Regions from separate parts of the Homo sapiens genome. Here region 2 is linked to region 1. Evidence: read pairs that join two places in POLR2A ChIA-PET (ENCODE). Cell type or tissue: GM12878. All regions are shown on one strand. Each heading gives the region's core, and the rest is flanking DNA. Links, peaks and the distances in the headings are about the cores only. Region 1 holds the start of TLX2 (T cell leukemia homeobox 2). Region 2 overlaps SLC4A5 (solute carrier family 4 member 5).

Region 1 (7,861 bases), core at 3,753-6,252:
CGGCGGCCGCAGCGGCCGTGGCAACGCGTCCTGCTGCAGATGCAGGAGCAGCCGGCCCGCGCGGTGCCGCTCGGCCTCGCGCTCCTCCGCCGTCTGGCGCCTAAGGGAGGGAGACGCGGGGTCAGCGGGGCGCCCGCCGCGTCGCTTCTCACCAGGCCCTGCTCGGGAACCCCAGTCCGCCCTCGCCCGCGCCGCGCCTCACCGCCACTTGGTGCGTCGGTTCTGGAACCACGTTTTGACCTGTGCGTCGGTCATGCGCAAGGCCTTGGCCAGCGCCGCCCTCTCCGCAGAGGCCAGGTACTTCTGGCGCAGGAAGCGCCGCTCCAACTCCAGCACCTGTGAGCGGGAGAAGGACGTGCGCGGCTTCTTCCGCTTCGGAGGGGTCCGGTTTTGGTAGGGGTGGCCTATGCGGCGCGTCCCAGAGAAGGGCGAGAGCGCAGCTACCGGGAGGAAGAAAGACCAGGGCAGGATTTGCAGGGTGGCCCGAGGTGCCACTGAGAAGGCCGCGCGGCTGTCCAGGCCGCAGAACTCCCGCGCCCTGTCCTTACCCGGGCCCTAAGCATCAGCCGAGCCCTATAGCCAAGAAAGGCCCTTCCCCTGGGATGCGAGGGAGACGTCCCCTGTAACTTCACCCTCCCCTCCCCACGCGTGGACAGTGGGACTACAGAGGAGGGCGCGGGCACCGACGGCAGCTCCCTCCCCATCACCTCTCGGAGGCAGGACCCAGAGATTTGAGTTGGGGGAGGATCCCCTGGGAGGATCTAGTGGGAGGTGTGAAAGGGGTCCTTGAGTTGGAGCAGAAAGCTAAGAAATGAGGAGACGGGGTCAGAGTCGGGCGTGACGCTGGAGGGGTCAGACAACCTCACCCGTGAGCCGGTCCTTGGCAAAGCGGCGGCCGCTGTCCATCCAGGGGAAGGTGAGTCCCGCTAGGCCTCCGGCGCCGCCCAAACCCGAGGGCCCAGGCACTGCAGGCGCCCCCCCAGCGGGCGGCGGCACAGGCAGCGGGCGGTGCGCAGGGACGCGGATCACGCCGCCTGGGCCCACTCCGGAGCTGCCGGGCAGCGGGGCAAGTGAGCCGGCGGGACCGTAGCCCGAGGCTCCGTGGTATCCACCCGAGAACGCCCCATTCTCCCCATGACCCTGGCCCCCGCGACCCAGGCCTAGACCGCCCCCTGGGGTTTCGGGGCCGCTCAGGATCTGATCGATGCCGAAGCTGATTGGCTCGTGGTGTGGGAGGTTGTGTGGACCCAGCATCCCCGGCTCCATCGGTCTGGGCCGAGGAGAACCGCCGGAGGTTCGGTGGTTGGGGAGGATGCCTCAGGCAGCGCCAGAAGCCCAGCGGCGGCGCGCTCCGGAGAGTGGCCTCAGGGGCCCGCGGGGCTGGCCAAGGCAGGGCGCCGGGGTCCCCGAAACAGCAGCATCCCTGTGCACCCGGAGCAGCCGCGCCCGTGCCAGCCGCTGCCGGGCGTCAGCGCAGGGACTTGCATCCCGGGGGAGCACGGCCAGCTGGGGCCCCTGGAGCTTCCTTGCTGGCTCTTAAGCGCAAATAGACGCTGGGCTGCCGGCGCCGCTGCCCAAGTCCCGGGTGGAGAGGGTTGGCCAGCTCCGGCTGGGGCAGTGACTGACGGATCGGCCCGGGTGGGTAGTGGGGGCTGGGGGTAGGGCAGGGGCGGGGCCCAGCAGTTAAAGGGGAAGGGACGCCTGTTTGCGCCAAGCGCAGGGGGAAGGCTGGCTGGCGGAGATGTGCGGGGAGGGGGACAGGGGGCCAGGGTGTTAGGAGCCAGGCTCAGCGCGGGAGGGGCCCGAGCATGGGCCGCTGAGTCAGCGGAGATGCTCACCGCGCCTCCATCCTTGCTGGCCTCCGCCTTTGGGCGGCCTCCGCCTTTGGGCTGCCTCCGCCTCACCGGCTTCCTCCGCAGGTGCCTCCTCCCCCAGCCCCCACTCTTCGCCTCTCGATGGATCCTTCTGGCCAACTCCCGGATTCGTTGTGGTCCCCGCCTAAATGCTCTCGAAGACCAAATCTCGTTGTGGTTTCCCGGCTGCGTAAGAAGCGGCTGGGGAACGGCGCCCGGTGAGCTGCAGGCCCAGGAAGAGAACAGGTGTGGGAAGGGGACGGCAGGGGCTAAGGGCGGGGAACGGCCGCTTTGGGCTGGCGATCGTGGTGCGCCTTCTGGCCTCTCCTGTAGGTCCCCCCAGCCCTGTTCATGCGCACCGGTAATTGGTGTCCTGTGTTTCCTAGAATTTCGATTTTCCAAAATCCGTGTAAAACGGACCATGGCTCAACCCGGGCCAAATCAGGCCGGCGGGTTCTTGGGGCTGGCACTTACCCCCGGACCCCAAGTGCAGGGAGTCCTCAATGCAGGACTCTGCCCCTCCATTCTGTGCCTAGGAAGTCTGTTCTCACACTCTTCCTCCTCAACGGCGGGAGGGCGAAATCTCGCCACGGGGGACACGTGGGACCTCACTGAGGCCTTGGTTGGATCCTGGCCGCCTTGTTTCCCATAAACATTTTACCCCACCCAAACTCAAAAAATGGCCTGGAGCTGTCAGAGAAGGGAGGTGGGGAAAGACCTAAGCCGCTTGGTGACCTTGTGACCTCTGGCCATGAATCCAGGAGCCGGGAGTGCGTGAACTCTGCGTCCTTCCCGGGGATGGGACCCCCGCGGGCGGGCCCCTGAGCCTTAGACCCGCCCCCGCCGCCGCCCTGCCCGGTGCAGGCCGCGGTAATCGGGTTAGCTGGGCCGGAATTACATTACCTTCCCCGGCCCGCCCCGGCCCCCGGGGGGGCCCTGGCGCCTCTGAGCCGGTGAGACTGGGCTCAGAGAGGGGGGCGCTTCTACCATCCTGCGGTGGCGGTGGCGGGTGGGCACCAACGAGCAGCTCAGCCTACCTCTGACACGTGGTGGCCAAAGGACCTTACCCTGCTGTGCCAGCCCTCTACCCTCGTCCCGAGCCCACCCCGCTGTTCAGCTCCATCCTGCTGGTTCCCGTGTGAACCGAAATGCTTTGTAAGTCTACTAGCTGGATCTCCCTGGGAGCACTGATCTTCAAACTGATTCTCCAGGATCCCCTGGGAAAGACTCTGCCCCCTCCTTTCTCCCCAGCAGATGGGCTGGCAGCCTGGCGCCTGGGGCAGGGTGAAGGGGTCTTTTCTCCCCTGGGAACCAGGAATGATATTTGGGCATCTGGGCAGAAAGATAAAGAAGAGAAAGAAGGGTGAGCTCTGTCCACCAGCCCTTCAGTGTTCTCTGAAGCCTTATATCTAGAGGAGGTGAACCATAAATGGGACAGAGGGCAGTGGGAGGAATAGTGGGCATTAATATGTGTCAACCTGCCAGGCGCGGTGGCTCACGCCTGTAATACCAGCACTTTGGGAGGCCGAGGCGGGTGGATCACGAGGTCAGGAGATTGAGACCATCCTGGCTAACACGGTGAAACCCATCTCTACTAAAAATACAAAAATTAGCTGGGCGTGGTGGCGGGTGCCTGTAGTCCCAGCTACTTGGGAGGCTGAGGCAGGAGAATGGCATGAACCCGGGAGGTGGAGCTTGCAGTGAGCCGAGATCGCGCCACTGCACTCCAGCCTGGGCAACACAGCAAGACTCTGTCTGAAAAAAAAAAAAAAGTGTCAACCTCCCCCACCTTGACCACTCTACTATCCAATTTGTCCAGCCCCTCCTCAGCCCTGCTAACAGCCCGTTCTGAAAGAGGGTGGGGGCTCCTACCAATTTAGCAGATGTATTTTCATCTTGATGGAGAAGACAGACATTATCACCTCCCGTCTCTTTACAGAAACCCATGCACTTTTCTCAGCAGTAGAGAGGGCTACAAGGAAGCATGAACCTGTTTAGTCCAAATCTTCAGGCCGGGAGCAGTGGCTCATGCCTGTAATCCCACCACTTTGGAATGCCAAGAGGGGACGGATCACCTGATGTCAGGAGTTCAAGACCAGCCTGGCCAACATGGTGAAACCCCGTCTCTATTAAAAATACAAAAAAATTAGCTGGGCATGTTGGCAGGTGCCTGTAATCTCAGCTACTGGGGAGGCTGAGGCAGGAGAATCACTTGAACCAGGGAGGCAGAGGTTTCAGTGAGCGGAGATCACCACTGCATTCCAGTCTGGGGAAACAGAGCAAGACTCCATCTCAAAAAAAACAAACAAACAAACAACAACAAAAAAAACTTCCTTGGTACCAAGGGCTGGATTCCTCCAGATGGGAGCAGGAAACCTAGGGAGACAGCAAAGAAATATAATCTCTGAAGAGGGCTGGTGTGCAGGTTAGGAGTTTGCTAGTCCCATTCTCTGCTCTGAAGGTTGAGTCTGGGGGCAGGGGGGCAGGGTAACCAGTGTGTCTCCAGCCAACCTAAATAAATCCTCCTTGAATGAATCAGTGAGTGAATCAACAAATGAAAAAAAGGCAACATCATGCAGACCCGTACACCCCTGCCGTTTGAGTTCAGCACAGATGGTACTGCCACCCAGGGACTGTCCAACTAATCCTTTAAGGAGAATGGTCACAAACTCAGTAGTTCATACAAGTGTTCTGGAGAGTTTTTAAAATATTTTAGTGCCCCACTTCAAGAACAGATGGCATCCAGTTACGTCACCCAGACCACAGTCCTAGGACTTTCTCTTTTTTTAAGAGACAGAGTCTCGCTATGATGCCCAGGCTGGCTGGCTGGCCTCAAACTCCTGGGCTCAGACAATCCTCCCACTTTGACCCCCTGAGTATCTAGAGTTACAGGTGTGCACCACCACCCCAACCTGGCTTGAAATGTCCTTTCTTGCCTCCTTGTCTCTGATTCACGGGGAAAGGATGGTTCCTGCTGGTTTATATTCAAGATTGGCTAGGCGCGGTGGCTCATGCCTGTAATCCTAGCACTTTGGGAGGCCTAGGTGGGTGGATCACGAGGTCAGCAGATTGAGACCATCCTGGCTGACACGGTGAAACCCCGTGTCTACTAAAACTACAAAAAATTAGCCGGGCTTGGTGGCGGGCACCCGTAGTCCCAGCTACTCGGGATGCTGAGGCAGGAGAATGGCGTGAACCCGGGAGGCGGAGCTGGCAGTGAGCCGAGATCGCGCCACTGCACTCTAGCCTGGGTGACAAAGCGAGACTCCATCTCAAAAAAAAAAAAAAAAAAAAAAGACGAAGATAGAGGTGCTGGAATGAGTGCCCCCTCATACACACTGCTTTGGATCTGTCTCACCATGTCCTGTGTGTCCGTGGCTCTCATCAACTTAGTCTTTCCTACCCCTCAGCTGTCTCAGATCTTTATCATCTGGACAAAATCTTTGCCTGAGTCTTCAAGAGAGATCATGCTTTTCCTTTCCTTTTTACTTCATGCCTACTGCCTCCATTTCATCATGATTTATTCTTGTTTTAACTCAGTGCAAGCTGCCTTCATTATAGTAACCCTTTCTCAGAGAGCTCCAGTGTTCAGTATCCCTCCTCCAGGACTTCCCTGGCATGTTTTACTTTGTTGGTCATCAATTATTTTTTGAAGTGTCCCTTCTTTTTGCTTCTGTAATATCTTATTCCACATCTTTGGACTTTCGTAGTCACTGCTTATGTTTTTCCTCCACTGATTTTCCTTCTTCCACTGAAGACTGTGAGGATTCTTCAGAGCTCAGACTTAAGCTTTCTTTTTTCTTTTCTTTTTTTTTTTTTTTTAAGACATGGGATCTCACTCTGTCGCTCAGGCTGGAGTGCAGTAGCATTATCACGGTTCACTGCTGCCTCAACCTCCCAGGCTCGAGCAATCTTCCTAACTCAGCCTCCCAAGTAGCTGGGACTACAGGTATGCGCCACCATGCCAGGCTAATTTTTGTACTTTTTGTAGTGACGGAGTCCCACCATGTTGCCCAGGCTGGTCTCCAACTCCTGGGCTCAAGTATCCACCTGCCTCAGCCTCCCAAAGTGCTGGAATTACAGGCATTAGCCACTGCACCAGGCCTTAAGCTTTCTTTATCTCTTCATCTGCTCAAGTTTCACCCATTCCAAAAGTCCCAACTCTCATATCCAGCCAGATAACTCTGAGACCTCCATCCCTTGTTCTGACACTCCAGCCCCACCGCTCACTCTCCTAGCCTTCTGACAAGCTCCCCCTGCTTCCCTGCAGCCACCTTAAGTCCAGCAGGCTGGAGGACATGCTTCCCTCCAAAGCTCTTCATTCACCCTCTTACCCAGGCCTACCAAGCCAGGTTCCTGGCTACTTCCTCCTATTATACTTTCCTTTGAACTGTTTCAGATACAGCCCTTCCTTTCCATTGCCATTGCTAAAACCCTAATCGAGGCTGTCATCACCACCACTTGGATTCATTCATGTATTCATCCAGAAAAGTTTTATTGAACACCAACTATGCACCTGGCACTGGAGCTATATCTGTGAACACAACAGAGGAAAAAAAATCCTTGCCACTGAGAAGCTTATAGTCTAGTGGAAAAGGCAGATGAAAAACTAGGAAATATGTTTTCTAGAAAATATTTTCTGAAAATAACTAGAAAATATAATATATATTAGAAATGTATATTAAATAATAATAAATGATAGAATGCTAATAAGTGCTAACCAGAAAAAAAAGAGCAAGGAAGTGAAAGGGTGGGTGAGTTGTTATTCATCTAGAGTGATTACAGCAGCCTCATGAGTAAAGACCTGAAAGAAGGAGGGAGCCATTTTGGATACCTAAGCATTTCAAGTTGGGGACACAGTGGAAGGATATCCTGGTGTATCTGAAGAGACTATGCAGGCCCTTGCACACCACTCTGAGACTTTGACTTTCATTCTGATTGAAAAGGGAAGCTCTCAACAGGTTTTAAACGTAAAAAAGGAACAACCTAATTTTTCAACTTTATTTTTAATAGCTTTCTTGAAGTATAATGGACATATAAACTGCAAATATTTGAAGTGTACAATTTGATAAGTTTTGACATATGTATATACCCATGATACCATCATCACCATAAAAATAATAAACATATCCACATCTCAAAAATTGTCCTTTGTCCTTTGTGTTTCATGTTTTATCAGAATCACTAGCTCTGAGAAACAGCACTCAACTGTGATGTTGAGAACAGGCGAAGGGGGACTCAAGGAAAACAGTCAAGAGGCCACTACAGAGGACAGATGATAGTGGCTCGGACCAGGGAAGTAGGTAAACAGGGGCTGTAACGAATAATTGATTAATCACTAATCTCATAACTTCTTGCTGCATATTCACTTCAATTCACTCTGAAGAGAAATGAACAAAAATGTCGCTTTCACAGGATAACCTCCCTTCAAAAAAGTCCGCTAGCTCCCAATTGCCCTCAGGCTAAAAATCGCAACTCTTTATGGCCCTGCTTTTTCTATTACCACTCTCAAATCTACATCTTGACCTTCCTGTCCTCTGGTCATTCCCCTCCACGTCCTTTCTATTTCACCACACTTCCACCCCCTCCCCCAAGTCTAAATTGTGCCCAAAGTCCCACTTTCTCCAGAAAGCCTTTTTTGAGGTCTCCATTGGAATCTCTCCCTTCTCGTATCTCCAGTTGCATTTGATGTTAATACCTCATAGCAAATTTATCCCTTTTTAAGTACCCAGAGCCGGCGGTGTAGAGCTCTCGAGCGAGCACCCCGCGTAGTCCCCAAGTGCGGGACTGGGCCTATGCTACTACAGGCGCTCGCTGCCTAAGCCTGTCTGTGTGTGGCAGTGTCCTAGTCGTCCTCCCCTCCTCCTTCGGCATCTGCTCTGCATTAGTCTGTCCCAGGCCTCCGCAGGCGCCGATGATTAAATCATCATCATTAACCAGGGCCTGCCCCCCCCATCCCCGGCAGCAGGGGGGAGAATGGGGGAATAAGATCACTACCAAGTCCCTGG
Region 2 (2,500 bases), core at 1-2,500, 220 kb after region 1:
TGAGGCCACCCACAGGGCCTGACTTGGTGTGGCCTGCTGTGGCCACTCAGAAGGAGCTGGGTCAACCTCAGCCACAGTGCAGTGGAAGCTGCAGAGCCTGGGACCCTCAGGCAGGGCCTGGTGTCCTCTGCTTCTGTTTTCTCAGCTTTAAAACGGGCATACTTGTGGCCACGTGTGATGGCTCACACCTGTAATCCCAACACTATGGGAGGCTGAGGCGGAAGGATTGTCTGAGCACAGGAGTTCAAAACCAGCCTTGCAAAACATAGCAAGACCCTGTCTCTAAAAATAAAATAATAAAATGGGCGTACTTGATCCTCGAGCCTCAGGTATGAAAATGTCACCAGTGGAGCCAGCCTCAATGGGGCAGTGTAGGGGGAGAATGTCAGATGTCTGTTCTCCCCCAGGCTCTGCTAACCTGTGTTGGGGCCTAGGGGGCCTATGGGGTAAACTGGGTCTTGGTTTTCTCATCCGTGAAATGAAGGGTTTGGACTTGACCATCACTAAGCTCCCTCCCAGCTCTAAGACTTAGTGAATTCAGGGTTTGTAACTCCCTGGAGCAGCCACCACTCAGTGACCTCCAATCAACCTTGGCACATTCTAAGTACTCAGTAAGCACTTGTTAAACCAAACCCAGGAGATTAGGAGTTTCTCAGAAGAGCAAAATAATTCCCCAGTGGAGTTTACCTCACACTCTGAAGTGACGAGCTTCCACTGTCCGTGGGCTCTCAGAAAACACCTGCCGAGTGGTGACACTTGGCACTTTGCCTGAGAGGTGGAGGAACAGGAAGTGTATCAGGAGTTTGGGTTTAAAGTTGGGGAGGAAAGAAACCAGCTACATAGCACATTATCGAGCACTGCTTGGTCAGTGTGAGACCCCACAGCAAACACTCCCCTCCAGCAACCCCACTCCACCTTTGGGGCTGTGTGGTGGAGAGGAAGGGCCCTGCTAGGTTCCTCTCCAGCCAGCTCACCTGCCACCAAGGCTCCTAAGGAGGCCCTGGGGAATCTCACAGCACATCCTACCCCTGCCTTTATAAAGGGGCCTGCAGAGAGGATCCTGGGCTCTCCTAGAGACCACAGGCACATAGGAAGCACTCATGGGGAAGGGGGTAAAGGGGCAGTTTTGCCAGTCCTCTCACAGGTCCTCAGCTGCCACCACCCCTGCTGCTGTGGAGACCCGGCTTCCTGCTTGAGGTTCTGCTGCAGCCACTGAGCCTTTCTCTCTCTAGTGCACCTGAGATTTCTCTCTCACCCTCTCACTTCTCTCTCTCTCTTGCTCACTTCTCTCTCTCTCTCTCTCTCTCTCTCTCACTTCTCTGTCTCTCTCTCTGTCTCTCTCTCTCTCAGATCTTTAATTAACTCAGTGTAGCTTTTCTCTCTCAAACACTTTTGCATAATCTTTCTCACACTTACACTTACCACACCTATATTCTCTCTACATATAGCCTCTCTCTCCACCTCCCCAGTCCTTCACACATTCCTTTTCTCTCTCTCTTTTTCTCCCCTCAAACCCCCCTTCTTCTCTCCCCACACCTCCCCTGGTGCTTAACTGGAAACAAAAGTGAGTTTGTTGTGTGAAGAAGAGGACCTGTGGAAGTAGCAGCCAGGGAGGCAGCAGCGGAAGCAGGCTGGGGCCAGAGGCAGCATCGACAGCCAGGGACCCCAGCGCTCAGCTGTTCCAGGGAGCAGGTAATGCCCCAGGCAGAACTGGTTTGCATCCTGCTCTCTGCCTGTCTCCTCTCTCCAGGACCTGTCCATTTATTTGCCTTCTTGTCTGGCCTTGAAGGGGAAAGGGGATTCCAGACTTAGGGAATGGCAGGCACAGGGGCCCAAGGAGTAGCATGCCCTCCTCTTCAGGGATGTGGTCTGCTGTGGCTGGGGTCGGGGTGGCTGGGTGAGGGACATGCTAGAACCTAGAAAGGCAGGTTAGGGCTATATTATGAGGGGTGGTTTGAGCCATGTCACTGACCCCTAGGCTTTAGGCAATAGAGAGACATTGAAAGTTTTTCAACTGGTGAATAACATAATCAAATCTACATTTTATTTTATTTTATATTTTATTTTCTTTTTCATGCCATCCTCCAAGGTACATCAAATCTACATTTTAAAAGAGTAGTTACTGATTTCTGATCCCAGGGAGAATTGGTATGGCCCCTCAGAATCAAGCAGTCACAGTTTTCTCAATTTTAAGAAAAAATAAGGTTATTTTCTCAATTGTTGGTTTTTTGTCTATAAAATTTCTTTAAACATTTGGTGTCTGCTAGCAAGCGCCAGCAATCAATAAGACAATGGAAAGGATGTAAGTTAAAAGTAATAGGCTGGGTCCAGTGGCTCATACCTTTAATCCTGGCACTTTAGGAGGCTGAAGCAGGTGGATTTCTTGAGCTCAGGAGTTCGAGACCAGCCTGGGCAACATGGTGAAACCTCGTCTCTACAGAAAATACAAAAATTAGCCAGGCATGGTGACATGAGCTAGTACTCCCAGCTGCTCTGGAGG

What was found. Peaks named below come from ENCODE experiments on the same cell type or tissue, not always from the same donor. Only the 100,000 strongest peaks of a DNase experiment are listed, where the experiment ranks them.
Region 2: POLR2A ChIA-PET joins it to region 1 with 5 read pairs; 2 of 35 experiments call an interaction of 5 or more read pairs at or near these places.

Annotation. Positions count from the first base shown.
Region 1 is chr2:74,508,212-74,516,072 of GRCh38, reverse strand. TLX2 (T cell leukemia homeobox 2) reads right to left here and starts at 1,623. Exons shown (of 3, transcript NM_016170.5): 1 at 867-1,623; 2 at 203-440; 3 at 1-100. The coding sequence starts at 1,266. RefSeq lists enhancers at 1-387, 2,637-3,305, 7,569-7,628 and silencers at 916-985, 1,566-1,665, 2,703-2,762. In GM12878, for the core only: no CTCF peak of the experiment used is centred there; no DNase peak of the experiment used is centred there.
Region 2 is chr2:74,289,436-74,291,935 of GRCh38, reverse strand. All of the region lies in intron 7 of SLC4A5 (solute carrier family 4 member 5), which reads left to right. Among named protein-coding and RNA genes, the nearest start is that of SLC4A5, 53 kb to the left of the region's middle. RefSeq lists enhancers at 1,354-1,413, 1,158-1,658, 1,659-2,159. In GM12878, for the core only: no CTCF peak of the experiment used is centred there; DNase peaks (open chromatin) are centred at 715 and 1,275; H3K4me3 peaks cover 910 bases; H3K27ac peaks cover 1,653 bases.